Regions from separate parts of the Homo sapiens genome. Here region 2 is linked to region 1. A link is a contact called in ENCODE Hi-C or POLR2A ChIA-PET data. All regions are on one chromosome and are shown on one strand. Each heading gives the region's core, a stretch centred on a gene start or an enhancer-like site at or near the end of the contact. The rest is flanking DNA. Distances are from core to core; before and after follow the strand shown.

The links. Hi-C counts contacts between places; a loop is a spot of excess contacts on that map. ChIA-PET counts read pairs that join two places held with the same protein, here RNA polymerase II (POLR2A). Pooled maps may share reads with other maps.
Region 2: a pooled map shows a loop between it and region 1 (2.2-fold over the local background). The contact joins the enhancer-like site here to the promoter of OTOGL in region 1. A Hi-C loop is called at or near these places in 2 of 168 maps with a recorded cell type or tissue (ascending aorta and endothelial cell of hepatic sinusoid) and 6 of 50 pooled maps. POLR2A ChIA-PET finds 5 or more read pairs at or near these places in 1 of 52 experiments (CD4-positive, alpha-beta T cell).

What each region holds. Positions count from the first base shown.
Region 1 is chr12:80,095,307-80,102,547 of GRCh38, forward strand. OTOGL (otogelin like) reads left to right here and starts at 4,231. Exons shown (of 59, transcript NM_001378609.3): 1 at 4,231-4,299.
Region 2 is chr12:80,184,117-80,191,357 of GRCh38, forward strand. The region is part of intron 1 of OTOGL (otogelin like); the gene reads left to right. Among named protein-coding and RNA genes, the nearest start is that of OTOGL, 88 kb to the left of the region's middle. Within about 2 kb of position 2,738, at least 13 of the 41 ENCODE cell types and tissues checked have a DNase peak (open chromatin) inside an H3K27ac peak, as active enhancers do; they include ascending aorta, where a contact is called at or near this core.

The DNA of each region.
Region 1 (7,241 bases), core at 2,981-5,480:
CTATACATATATGTGGGAGGTAGGGATATATATGTTTGTTTCCTGTTAATTGATCTTCTTTAGTTTCTTATTGGTACCCTAAGAACACCCTTAGTTTGCAGTGGAAGCAGAAACAAATGCTCAAAGAAATCTCTAGCCTAAGTGTGGGACAGAAAGATTTTGCTGCCTTTTTAAAGATCATAATTTCACATCCAAAAATTAGACTTGAGGTGGGGGGAAGAGAGTAGAGGCATGCAGAAGAAGCTGGAGAGAGGGAGGTGTGAAGGGAGTGGAATTATAAAGATAGGAAGGGGAAGAAGAAGTTCTCATGGTAGGTGAGGACCAGGAACAGATGGGGAAGGGACACAGAGTGCTGATTTCCTCAAGCCTGGATCACCTGTGGACATCCTATCATCCAACAGTCCTGAGAGAGGTGGGGGATTCAGGTGCATGTGGTTGTAGGTGCAAAGGGGGAACCTAGCTCCCTGTTGAAGGTGAAAGTGGACAGAATACAGACAATGGCTGACACACAGACCCTGTTCCTCAACATGATCACCTACCATGTTCCAGGATTGTAGAAATATTAGCTTGATAATCATTACAGGAACTCTGTTTTACAGACAAAAAAAAAACCAACACAAGGATTAGATCAATTATGTAATTTACAGAAGGCCATAAAGCAGCTAGAATCATGGCTTGGATGAAAACTCAGCTGTTTCAACTCCAAAATTAGATGGTTAACCACCACAATATGCTACTTCATTGGGTTATTGGTCCTGGTTTTCTGGGTAGTGCTTTCTTTCTCTAGTCGGGCAGGAGCTGTTCCTGTGGAAATACGTCAGTGGCTAGCAGTCCAAATCTCAGGGTTCAAAGGGTGAGCTTCTCTTTGATTTGAGTTAATCTTGATCTCCAAGTGCCCTAATCTGGTGGAGGAGGAGTAAGTGTCTCTTGGGGTCAGAACTTATGTTTATTGATTGTTTACTATTTGTTGTGCTGGGTTCTTTATATAGTTCATCTTATTTCTCACAACAAGTCTATGAGCTGGATAGTATTATATCACTTTGAAGAGAGGGATGGAAAAATGAGACTTCAGAAGGTGAGCTAGTTGCCTAGCATCCTATAGCAGTAAATGATGGAGTTGAGTACAGTTTGGGCCTCTCTAACCTCAGAATTATGAAAGTGGCAATAACCGTGCCAGCGGTTCTGATGCTGGGAAGTTATTTCAGTTGGAAGTACATCTCTGCCAATGGTAGAGGGACCCAAACTGTGTTTAATCACAGGTTCAGTGACCATAGTCTGTAGAATAAACAACTCTCTCATATTCACTTACTCTGATATTTCAAACATATATGGCTGCTTTTATGGTAAATGAGATGTAAATTTACCTAATATGTTTAATAAATTTAGTTTATTTTTGTCATTATATGGTAACAGTCAGAACGTATATCCATGGGTTGAAAGCAGTGTTGTGAAATGGTTAAGGGCCAGATTCTGGAGACAGAGTATTTTGTGTTTGAATCCTGGCTTGGCAACTTACTGTCTAGCTGTGTGACCTTGAGCAGACTTCAATTTTTCAGGGTTCAGGGTCTTTACCTGTAAAAGGAAGATAATAATATTGATTTTATAAGCTGTTGTGAAGATTAAATAAATTGATCTCTGAAAGTTGCTAAGATAGCACTTGGCCCAGAGTAAGCACTTTTAAGTTTTAATTATTATTATAACTGGGCTTTTACAGGAAATTTAAGAAATTTTTTATTTTAAAAGGGCCTTTACCTGAAACGGGTAAGAACCTCTGCATTGAAGTCCAATTTTATCCCTCAGGAGCTATGACTTTAGAAAGCTATTTAAATTTTCTGTGTATTAGTTTTTTAATAGTGTGGTTTTAATGATTAAAATGAGATTCTGTATATAAAGCACTAAACACTGTTTAAAAATCATAAGTGGTCAATACATAATAGGGATGAAAAATACGATTATCAGTTTCATCATTAACCATGATAGAAAATTTACTTGGACAATGTCACTTTTCAAAAATACCTAATGAAATGTGTGACAAGAATGAAAACAAAACCACCTCAATTTTTCAGCAAGTTTTATGGTCCTGCCTCTGTGCTAAACAATATTATGCATTAAAAATGATGAGGTCCCTGAAGAAAAGGAGCTTGCCATTTAATTTGGGAGATGAATCACCCACAAACGGCATGTTTGTAAAGCTGTCAGTACCCTGACATAGTGGGAGCTCCATCATCAAGAGCTGGTATTATTATTATTTTATTATTTATAAAAAAAGCACATAACAGGCTGAGCATGGGGGCTCATGCCTGTAATCCCAGCGCTTTGGGAGGCCGAGGCAGGAGGATCATTTGAGGTCAGGAGTTTGAGACAGTCTGGCCAACATGGCAAAACACCGTCTATACTAAAAATACAAAAATTATCTGGGCATAGTGGTGGGTGCCTGTAATCCCCACTACTTAGGAGGCTGGGGCAGGAGAATCGCTTCAACTGGGAGGCGGAGGTTGCAGTGAGCCGTGATGGCACCTCTGCACTCCAGCCTGGGTGACACAGCGAGACTCTGTTTCACCAAAAAAAAAAAAAAAAAAAAAAAAAAAGCACATAACAAAGACCTAGGCAGTATAATACCAACAGTTAGAATATAAAGCTGTGTATAATAAGGGGCTAATTAGGAGTTAGAGACAAGTTTTAAATGAGAGCAATCTGAGTTTAAGCCACAGTTGAGTCTTGTTATTTTCAGTAGTTCTGTTCTACAAAGTTGTCAGAATCAATGAATTAGGGAATACTGAAGCTAATTGCTTCAGCAATTAAGCATTGCTCCTAGGGGAAATGCAGGGTTAGGTTCCTGTGATCCTCTGATTACAACATTTTTGTCAACTGATCAACTGATCAATTAATAACCTTGTTCTATGTGTATTTCTGTTTAAAAACACCATATTTAATATACATTGTAGATTCGTTAACATTGCACTCACAGCCAGCAGCACTGCAACTCATGTCTGGAGTTTATCGAACACATATTTTCCCTGTAAGGCACATTACAGCCTCCTTGTGCTCAGGATCATTAGATAGCACTTCTGCACTGTGCTTTGGGCTTCCTTTAAACAACAAAATCACCAAGAAAAGGACAAACATGCAAAAAACATGCCATTACATAGATCACAAAAAGGGTACTTGTTTATAATATGAGAGCTAAAACAAGAAGGCAATGTTGCCTTGTTTGACTTCAGCTAAGAACGTGCCATTGTGCACATTTCTGTGAATAACCTCAGAAGCATAGTGAGTATTGATTTTGGGGTTACAAATGAACGTTAGCTGCTAGGTGAATTCGCACATACTGAATCTGTGAATGATGAGGATCAACTGCAAAGTGTAAACCTGGAGGGATTCATAGAAGAGATGTGTTTTGAGTGAGGCCTTGAAGGATGAGTAAATGAAGATGGGAATGATGAGTGGGGACAGATGTCAGCCCCTAATGGGTTCTAGTCTCATCACACTCATACCTTCCTGATCACAGACCCTTTCTTCCTCTAGTATACTATCTTTGAAGCTGAATCCTTGAGCTTTACAATTTACTGCTTATTAAAGAAGGAGCTTAATAAACATAGGGAAGCATCTAATTTATAGATTAAATGATCATTAGGCCTCTCTTCATATCTAAGGAAAACTTCTTTTGTCTGTGAATAAAAAAAGTCTGAAAATTTTATGTTGGAGAGAGATATCAATTAAAAAACCAGAGTTCAACCTGCAACTAAATCTACAAATCAGGACAGATAATTGATATTATTTTGTTGTCAAACACCTACATTAGGGAGACTAGAGTTAGAAGACTGGGGGACAAACAAGGAGAGCCTTTTAACGTTCCCTACCTGCAATATTAGCTTATGATATTTTTGATTATCTTTATTAAGGGGAAAAAAACGACTTCCCCTTAATCCATAATTTAAACATTACTTCTCAAAAGTGATAAAAATAGCATGTAGGTATTAGTCAAAGATTTGTTTTTTCAAGATTTAGCTGAAAACCAAACTAAAACTTCCATGTGCTCCAATAAACCCAGTGTTTTTCATAGGTTGCTATTTCTAATCCCTGTTGCCATGGTTATGGACTTTACATCAGCAAAAAGGGGATGAGGTACTGAGTGATTTATACCCACTGTTTGATATTTTAAGTGCTTCACCACTGCTCTTTTCCTTTTCTGTAGAAAGTATATAAGGATGTTTTTCTGGTAGGGCTTTCAGACCTTCAGATAAAGGAGCTCTCGAAATACAACCCATAAGGAATAAAGCCATAGCCAGTGCTTCCCTGGTAAGTTTTGGGGGATGGAAGTGGCAGCAGTCATAAGAAAGCAAATCGAGAAGTAAGGGCAGTTGGCTGTTCTACTGAAAATGGTTTAATGGAAATGAGAGGTGATGAAGCATTTACAATATAACCTGCAATACAAGGTTGGCATAGAAAACATTTAAAAATTATAATTAAAATTAAACAGCTCAAGAATGACCTGTATTTTCTCTCTGTAGCATAATGCTTCCTTTGATAAATCTAAGAACCCCTGGATGTTCACTCAGTTGGAAAAATCAATGGTTTAGTTCCAATCACTTTGAAGAGAGGAAACTGGTGATTTGGATGGTTCCACTCCTGGTCCCGTGTTCTGTGGCTGTTATTACTGTTGCTTCACGTTAATGGAAATAATTCATTAACTGAAAGTCAGCTCTAAAAGGATCAATTACACACATGGCTCCTGCCCATTTTCTGTTACTCTTGGGCTAAGTTCTCCCGCTTCCTCATGGTCTGGAAGGCAGAAATCCCTTCTATCCATAATTGGCAGGTTTTATAGGTTGAAACCTATGGTTTCAGACAATGGAAATTTGCTCAAGAACTCAGGACTTTCAGTTGCCCAACTAGTGGCAAGTATTGTTACTTTAAAGTGTAGTTTATTCCAATTCTACTCTTTTAGTTATTTTAAAATATACAGTAAATTATTGTTAACTATGGTTGCCCTATTAAGCCACCGAACACTAGATCTTACTTCTCCTAACAACAACAAAAATATGATAAATGCTTGAAGTGATGGATACCCCAACTACTTCAATTTGATCATTATACATTATATCTTTTTATCTAAATATCATATGTACCCCATAAATATGTATAACTATTATGTATCCATAATAATCAAAAATTAAAAAATTTTTAAAAATGTAGTTTATACAAAGCTTATTAATAGTGGAGGCTCATATAAACCCATATAATTGATTTCAACTTTATAAAACACATTGTTTTTCAAACCGCTAGAAAGTATTACATGAATTCACTCTGTTAATCTGTGTTTAGGTGTTACGAGAAACTGGCCACAAGGTCAGTACTTTATAGAAGTTAACCTCTTTTCCTTTTCTTTCAAGCTGGTATTGGGGGTGGGAGACATTATTACAACTCCAGAATGTTTATGCAAAGGAAGAATGATTCAGACTGGCTGTAGACATTGTGCTAAGATTTATTCATCTTAATGAATAAATCCTTTCCTACTTTTGTTTTTCCAGTTCCTCAACTTTCACTTTTTTTTTCCCATGTGTTTCCCATTTCAAATGGAGAAAATGCTAGTACATTTTAACAAAATTCTTTGCAGTTGTCAAGGCTTAGTATATTAAGGAATTTATTCTATTTTTTAAAAGCCTGTATTCTTATAGCACTGGGTTCATAGTACTGATCAAGCATTTAAATAAGAACTTGAAAATTTTGTAATTCCAGCATGCTGGTGAATAACCATGCAATGAAAGGTAAAATGAAAAGCCTCAATTTAAAAAAGTGAGCTTCTGTTGCTGTGATTCAAATGTTTGCTTTAAAAGCACTTAAGATGTTCCTGCAGAATCTCTTGCTTTTTCTCTTTAACAAATCCTGCTTGCTCCTCCTACGTGAAAGGTTGATGTTTCCGCAAGAGTTCAAATACAATGGTGTGGTACAAGTTAGTACAGGCCTCATGGCTCTAAGTTCTTTTTGTGGTGGTAAGTGGGTGGAATATGTATCCAGTTTTTTAGTACAAAGAATTTTAAATGCTCTTAATATTTGAGTGTAAGAATTAAGGTAGTCACACACACTTCCTCATTCTCCTGAACATCCTCCTTTCTGGCTTTATGGCTCTTGGATAGGTGCCAAAAATGGAAGGTTGAGTGGAGACTGTTTTATCTCTTTTCAGCCTATGTTCTATCACAACTGCATTATAATTCAATTAATGTAAAATAAGACAAATAATTATATGATAGCCTTGTTATAACATATTCATCATGTAGAGCAATAGCATAATAGGGAACAGTTTTTAAATATAGTGCCTAGTCCAGTATCTATGTTATATCATATAATCATCACAGTAAGTGTAAAAGCAGTTTTTTTTAAAAAAATCCTCATTTAATAGATGAAGAAACTGAGTCTCACACTGCTAAAGCAACTTTTCCAAGGGCACAGAACTAATTATAAGAGAAACTTGAGATTGGGATCTGTTTACTTGAGCCCACACCATACCTGTAAAGGGGGGAAATTGCTGTAGGTGAAGTGTTGTGGTATTGATGTCCTCATTGTAATTAAACGGAAAATACTTTGGGAAGAGCTCCAATATTAATCTGTTCCATTTCACATTTTTTATTCCGGAGAAAGAGTGTTTGGTCTCCAAGGATCAATTGAATCAAGAAATGTTCTTAATTCTGAAATGTAACCTTATGTTCTCTTATGCAACAATTTTTCCAATCCAGGCTTCTATTAATTCCAGACCTATGAATCCACTAGTTGATAAATCCACTCAAACTCAATACAAGTAGGATGCAGAATGCAGTGGTTGAGGGACTGTGCACTTACTAACTGTGTGACTGAGCAACTTACTTAACTCCCTGGGACCCTAAGTAAACTAGGGAATGTATAGAATCTATCTCACATACTTGCTACGATCTATCAATCAGCTTATTTATCTATCTATCTTACTTACCGTTGATATATCCATTGCACCTAGAACAGTGCCAGGAACAGAGCCATTGCTATATATTATCATCAATTAAATGTCCTTGTGGCTTTTCCCTCAATGGTAGACCTTTTCATGTGTTCCTTGTATGAACTGCACCAGCATGCAATTGCCTAGTAGTCCAAGCCAGGGGACTGGGCATCAGCTTTTATTCCTTTTCCTCCTTCACTCCTATGTCCACTTGATTACCAAGTCCCGTTGATTTTAGCTTTAAGTATTTCTTGAACCGGCTACTTCTCTACAT
Region 2 (7,241 bases), core at 1,488-3,987, 87 kb after region 1:
GTAGCATGTGGCCTTGCATTTCCGTTTCCTATACTAACGGCAAGCCCTTTTCTGTTCAACCCAGTCATGACCTTAAACTATTTCTCAATGCTCTGCTTCAGGCAGATTCTACTAAGCAATGAGTTATCAGGCTAGATGAAACACATTAGCCACACCAGGCTTAACTTCTGGCTATATAAGAAGACAAGACACTTTTAGTGTTAACACATCACTTTAATTTTTTCCTTTTCCACTATAGTTAAGTGGCAGAATAATATATATCTTAATATTTTTCATTCTAGCTAATGTAAAGGAGTTGATAGTAAAAGACGTATTTTTTTCTCTCCCATACTGAGAAGGTTTTACGTCTTAGAGATCTGGGTTTCATTAGCCTCATTGACAATTTAATAGACAAAAATTGTTTTCTAAAGTCTGAAGCTAGACTTTCTAGGAAAGGGAAGATTCTTAAGGCTGGGAGGAGGAAGATAATGGCCCTATTTAGGGGAGAGAGTAATGAGCATTCCTAAAATTGAGATAATCTGAGTGGGCCCCTGTTGCCCATAGTGCTGGAGTCATGTAATTGTTGAGTGTCCAGGAAGGCTGGACTCCAATAACTGTGCCACTGAATCGGTGTTGAGGATTTCATTGGTTGAGTTCATGAACAGACAAAAGGAGGAGCCCCTTTGAGGCTGCCTAATACCAGGCAAATTGGATGACAAAAAGGGTCAAAAATAAACGTGGCTCCTTGGCTTCTCCCTCCCATTTATTTTCTGGCATCTTATAAGTCAGTATTCTTGTATGATGTCATGGGAGGAGGAACTGCATCTCCCATATGACAAGTATTGGACTGTTACTCATCTGCCTTGATGTGTAGGGGTTCAGAGATAGATTTAATTTAATTTTAGAAAAACGAAGTAGTATATCTTTTCTTCAACCTACTAATTTATCCTCTATATATGGAGGCAACACAGTTTCCTGATTCAAGACACTGCCCCGGATGCCAATGCTCTGTTAACACATGTAAATGGCATCCTAAAGTGGAGCATGAGACATATAGAGAGGAATCAGGAAAATGGGCTGGTATAATGAGACAGGCAATGTGAACAGAGAGGAAGTAGGCATAGTGGTTAGGTACACTGGCTCTGAGGTCAGGCTGCCTGGGTTATAATGTAAGTTCTGCTATATTATAAATTAATTTTTTTTTTGAGAAGGAGTCTCCCTCTGTTGCCCAGTCTGGAGTGCAGTGGTGCAATCTTGGCTCACTGCAACCTCTGCCTCCTGGGTTCAAGTGATTCCGATTCCCCTGCCTCAGCCTCCCAAGTAGCTGGGATCACAAGTGTGCACTGCCACGCCTGGCTAATTTTTATATTTTTAGTAGAGACAGGGTTTTGCCATGTTGGCCAGGCTGGTCTTGAACTCCTGATCTCAAGTGACCCACTCACCTTGGCCTCCGAAAGTACTGGTATTACAGGTGTGAGCCACTGCACCCGGCCAAATTAGTGTTAATGTCATTGTGTTTCAGTGTCCTCATCTGTAAAAAGGGATAATAATGGCATTGCTTCATAATCTTGTTTTGTTAATCATAATATAAAATGAAATGATGTGTATAAAACTTTTACTTTACTGCCTAGCATATTAGTTTTCAGTAAATATTAGTGATCTGCATTTTACACATGGGTCCTATGTGCTTACTGAAGATGGCTGTATCTTAAAGTCTATATAGAAAAATGTAATTATCAGGATTGATTAATTGCTGCTTATTCTAATTTATTCACAAAAGGATTTGAGGTGGCACTACATAAGATACAAATATAAAAATATTAGAAAAAAGGGACAAATAAGAAGAGTTAGATGAGATCAAGAAGATATAGAAACACAGGCCACTAAGGCCCAACACTGCACCTGCAAGTGGGCCATATATTCAGCACTGGGCTTTCAGGTAAGCATTTAGGGCTTCTTTTCCAAGGGTGTCCTTAAAGTCATACCCTTCCTATATTTTTATCTTTTACCCCTTATATCTTGGCAACTTAGTCACATCTCACGCTCTCTGAAGGGAAAATGTGTTCAAAACCAAATTCATTATGTTTGCTTCAAAACAGTTGTTTTTTTCTTTCTTCCTAATTTTGGTTAAAGGCTCTACCATATGCCCAGGTCTGAGATGTGAAACTCTGGGTTTATCTTGGTCCCTTTCTCCCTATATCAAGTCCATTAAAGTCCATCTTTCCTACTTAGCCGCGTCTCTCCCATCAGGTGTCATCTTCCCTTTCTCTCTGCCATCCCTCTGGCTTAGATCTTCATTACCTCTCGGATGTCTCTTGTATTATTTTCCTGTCCATGTTTCCCTCTGCTCTTTGGTCTCCCTGTTTCAATCTCTCTAATGCATCCCTAACACATGTATCTTCCCCAAACAGAGTTCTAATCATATGATTCACTTGTTGAAAAACTTTGAGAGGCTCCTCACTGCATTTCAAATAAAGAATAAATGCCTAATCGTCAAGGGACCCTCACGATCTCATCCATTCTTTATTTTCAGACGTATCGCTCACCACTCCCAAACACATGGCAATGTTTTAACTGCTCTCCCCAACTCTTCTCTCCTTTCCTGTTCCTGCTTGTTTGGGGAGGTCTTATTAATCTGTGTTATCCCATGTAATAGAGTACAGTGCCTTGCTTAAGAGTTCAGTTAAAAACTGTTTGAAGTTTTGCTTCCTGTGAATTCAAAACCCATGGAGTGCTGCCCTCTTTTGGCTAAGATAGCACAGAGTCCAAAGCACCACATAGGAAATGATGCTGAATGACTCATCTTTTCCTTTGGGTTAGAATCCTCATGGAAACAAACAAGGCAGGGTGAAATGATTCCATCCTCTTTTCCCATATTATCTAGCTTCAAAGATTGTTTGTTTATGGAGATAGAAAGAAGATAAAATTCTGTATAGAAAACTTGGAACTCGACTAATTCAGATAATATATTATGTGTAAACTCAGAGCTGGGGCAAAGCCAGTAGTTACTTTGAACACATCCAGAGCTCCAAGAATCTTCAGGCCTCAACACGGACTTTTATATAAGAGGTAAGGGATGAGAAAACAACAGGGTTCCCTAAAGGCCTCTTCACATTAAGAACAGCTTCCTGATTTAGGGACGACTTAGGCAAGTGGCCAGGTTGTTTTTGTTTTTTTTTTTTATACCGATACTTAGTATTTGGTGAAGTAAGAAAAATAGGGCCTGGCCTAGGAGGTAAAGTTTACTTCTGCAGACCCTGCTGGGGCCAATCTGTGGCCATACCTGAGCCAGTCCTGAAGATCCAGCAGAAATATGGAGGAAGGATGACACGAAGCCCAGGAAGAGTAATACATTTTTAAGAAAGGACGACAGGATGAGAGGTGCACAGAAAAAAGCTTCCGAGTGGATGCCATCTCCTGATTACAATATGAATATTCTGGGGTTGTTAATTTTATAAAGTTATAACCACATCTTTATTACTAATCACATTGAACCTCACTAAGTATAAAGACAATGAATAGTAAATATGTATGCATTATAAATAACTGGAAAGCTCAATTAAGACAGGCCTTGAGCTTTATCTCAAGTGTCAATAAAATCAGACTTCCTTGGATCTGAAAGGGACAGTCATTCCAAAACTGAAACTCAGTGGGTGACAGGATGCCCACACCTCTTGGAGGAGGACAGAAAGGTTTGTGGGCTGGTGTCAGATACAAGCTTGGCACCATCTTTGATTAGGAGCTAATGTTAGCAGAAAGATCAAGTGTCAGTCATGACCAGAGTTGTTTTCTACTATCTTGAGAAGGTCACCGGATTGCTGCCCCTTCGTTTTTGAAACCTGATCTGGGGACCACAAACAGCCACAATGAATTGGATTACTGCCATGTGCTCTAAATTGGGCTGACAAGGCTGACTCAGTGCCAGGAGTTGACACAGGATGCAGCTTGAAATATTCACTTGGGGAGAGGGTTGAGATTTCTTTTTAATTGTCAATGATGTTATTTGAAGAGATAGGATTGAATATGAACACTGAGGAGTGAAATAAATATTTGTCATGCACTTGGATAGAGAAGATCCACAAAGGTCAGAAAATTTTCTGTGTTAAATTTTATGTTCTGGGGATTACTTGGCTATACTGGGAGGCTGCTGTTCCTTTTAAAAAGAGGTGAGCGGTGGTTCATGCCTGTAATCCCAGCACTTTGAGAGGCCGAGGCGGGCAGATCACGAGGTCAGGAGTTCGAGACCAGCCTGACCAACATGGTGAAACCCCATCTCTACTAAAAATACAAAAATTAGCCGGGTGTGGTGGCATGCGCCTGTAATCCCAGCTACTCAGGAGGCTGAGGCAGGATAATCACTTGAACCTGGGAGACAGAGGTTGCAGTGAGCTGAGATCACACCACTGCATTCCAGCCTGGGCGACAGAGTGAGACTCTGTCTCAAAAAAAAAATAATAATAATAATAATAAATAAATATAAAAAGGTGAGCCTTCTCTTTAGCATTATAAGCATAAAATTTGTTCAAATGTCCATAAAAAACAAAGGAAACTCCCTCTTATGTGCAAGGATATGTACAAACATAAACACAGTTTCTTTTATTTGTATGTGAATTTGCAAGCAGCACCTCACTAGAGCTGAGCTTTTGTTATATAAATAAAGCCATCTGGTATATCCAAAGAATTTCAGTCTCTAGAGAATAGGATCATAAACAATCGATCCTCCACAGACCTTTCAGTATTTTTGTTTGAGTAAAGTTTCCCACAGCTCTGCTTTAATTATTTTATCTGTTTTTAATCTTCTAAGGATTTTATAATTTATAATTAGCCATGTCTCTCCCTTCAGGTGTCATCCTCCCGTTCTCTCTGTCCTCCCTTTGGTTTAGATCTTCATTACTTCTCAGATGTCTCTTGTATTATTTTCCTGTCCATGTTTCCCTCTAATTTAATGTCTTTGTGTGAGTGCATAGGGAGAAAGTCTACTCCACCATTTTTTGGCAATGTGAAGAACAGTGCATCCTTTAAGGCTTTTTGGTTAATGTATCATAAATAGATACTCAGATTAATAGAGTTTGGAAGAAGGAAGTATAGGATTCCATTTTTCTGATGGGAAAATGAAACATGGAGAGCTAAGTTCAAGGTCCCATGTCCCACAACTATTAACTGCTAAACATAATCCAGATTTTGTGAATCCCAGTTGAATAATCTTTTACTCAACATTGTCTTTAACTTAATGTTTATTTTCTTTTAGGCATGGATATCAAGCATGCCTCTGAGTAAAACAAAGAGAATCCAGTCTTTGACCAATTGACCAAACAAGACCCAAGCAGCTGGGAAGTTTGTCAAGTCTCATAAGAATGAGGTTGGATTTTTTTTTCTTTAACTTCTCCTGCCCCCTTTAGCAAAAATTGTTTAGTACTAATTCATTTCTTGGAAGAAGTGAATTTCTAGGAAGCTTCTGAAATGACAATATAGTTATCTGAAAGACCAAAAGAGATAGATTGCAAAACTCATATTACTGAATGTTGGGGCAGTTTAACACTAATGCCTGAGCCCCATACCTAGAAAGTAGAATTTCATTGGCCTAGATGGGGCTCTCCAAGATAAATCGAAATATGCAGGCTAAGTTTGAGAATGACTATTTGATGCACCTGGAGCATATCATTCACAAGGACAGCAGGTCTACAGATTCTCATCTTTCTCCTAGGGTGGTCTTCTTTGCGCAGGAGTAATTTGAAGTGAAACCAAGAAATCAGTTAGCTATACGGGAGGAAGCTCTGGAGGGACAGAAAACAGCTGGATGTAATAAGAAGACTCACTCCAAACTGGTTTCTACTTTGTCAGACTTGACTAGACCTCCATGGTAGCTTGGGTGACTGGAAGTGGGAGACATAGGTTGACAGGATCTCCTGACCCTGACCACAGCATCTCCGGCCCCATTTTTGTAGCCGGCTGAAATATTACAGATATTGCATTTTAATTAGGATACATAGCAATGCAGTAGTTTTTATGATTTATTTTGGCACATGATGGCATTAATAGCAAATTGTATTTGGATGTGACTTTTAGGCTGCTTTATGCATGCTTATCACTGATACTTGCTGAGTCATTTGTTTGGGAACAGGATGTGCTGTGCATCTTAACTGATAGATGAAAGAGCTTCCCCAGTCCGGTAAAACGCAGATTTTAATTAGCACAATTTTAAAATATTTTAATGCTTAGAAGCCATAAAATAAATTCAAAGAAGCACAACAAAATAATTAAAGCTGAGTTCTACCTTTTCTTTTGGACACCAAGATATCACTGGTATCAAATCACTGTTTGCCATTTGGGAAGAACCTATTCACAGCTTTATCTTTTGCCAAAACCGTGGGCAAAGTGAACACTGACATCTCAGTTTAAGAGTGAATCCAGGCCGGGCGCGGTGGCTCACGCCTGTAATCCCAGCACTTTGGGAGGCTGAGGCGGGTGGATCACGAGGTCAGGAGATCGAGACCATCCTGGCTAACACGGTGAAACCCCGTCTCTACTAAAAATACAAAAAATTAGCCGGGCGTGGTGGTGGGCGCCTGTAATCCCAGCTACTCGGAAGGCTGAGGCAGGAGAATGGCGTGAACCCAAGAGGCGGAGCTTGCAGTGAGCCGGGATAGCGCCACTGCAGTCCAGCTTGGGCGAAAGAGTGAGACTCCGTCTCAAAAAAAAAAAAAAAAAAAAAAAAAAAAAAGAGTGAATCCAAGTTTTGTTTCATGTTAGCATCCTTAGTGGTTTCTTTTTAAAAATAGTTCTTCCTTTACTTTGTAGTTCATGCTTTTCCCAGAGTGGTACAGAGGAATTTAAATAATGTTGCAGCTAACAGGGAAAGGCCAACCTTTCCACCTCAGGCAGGCGAATTCACTGATTAGGCTTTCTGTTATTGCAGAGGAGTGGGATGGGAACAGACAGGAGTAGTGTAACCCATAGGCCTTAGACCACCTTCTCTTTACCTTCTAGGATAGATCAAACCTGGCCATATGACATCTTCAAATTTATTTTTCATATTGTGACTTTAAAATTATTGGATACTGGCTGGGAGCAGTGGTTCATGCCTATAATCCCAGCATTTTGGGAGGCTGAGGCGGGCAGATCACCTGAAGTCAGGAGTTCAAGACCAGCCTGGCCAATATGGCCAAACCCCGTCTCTACTAAAAACACAAAAATTAGCCAGGCGCGGGGGTGGGCAGCTGTAATCCCAGCTACTCGGGAGGCTGAGACAGGAGAATCGCTTG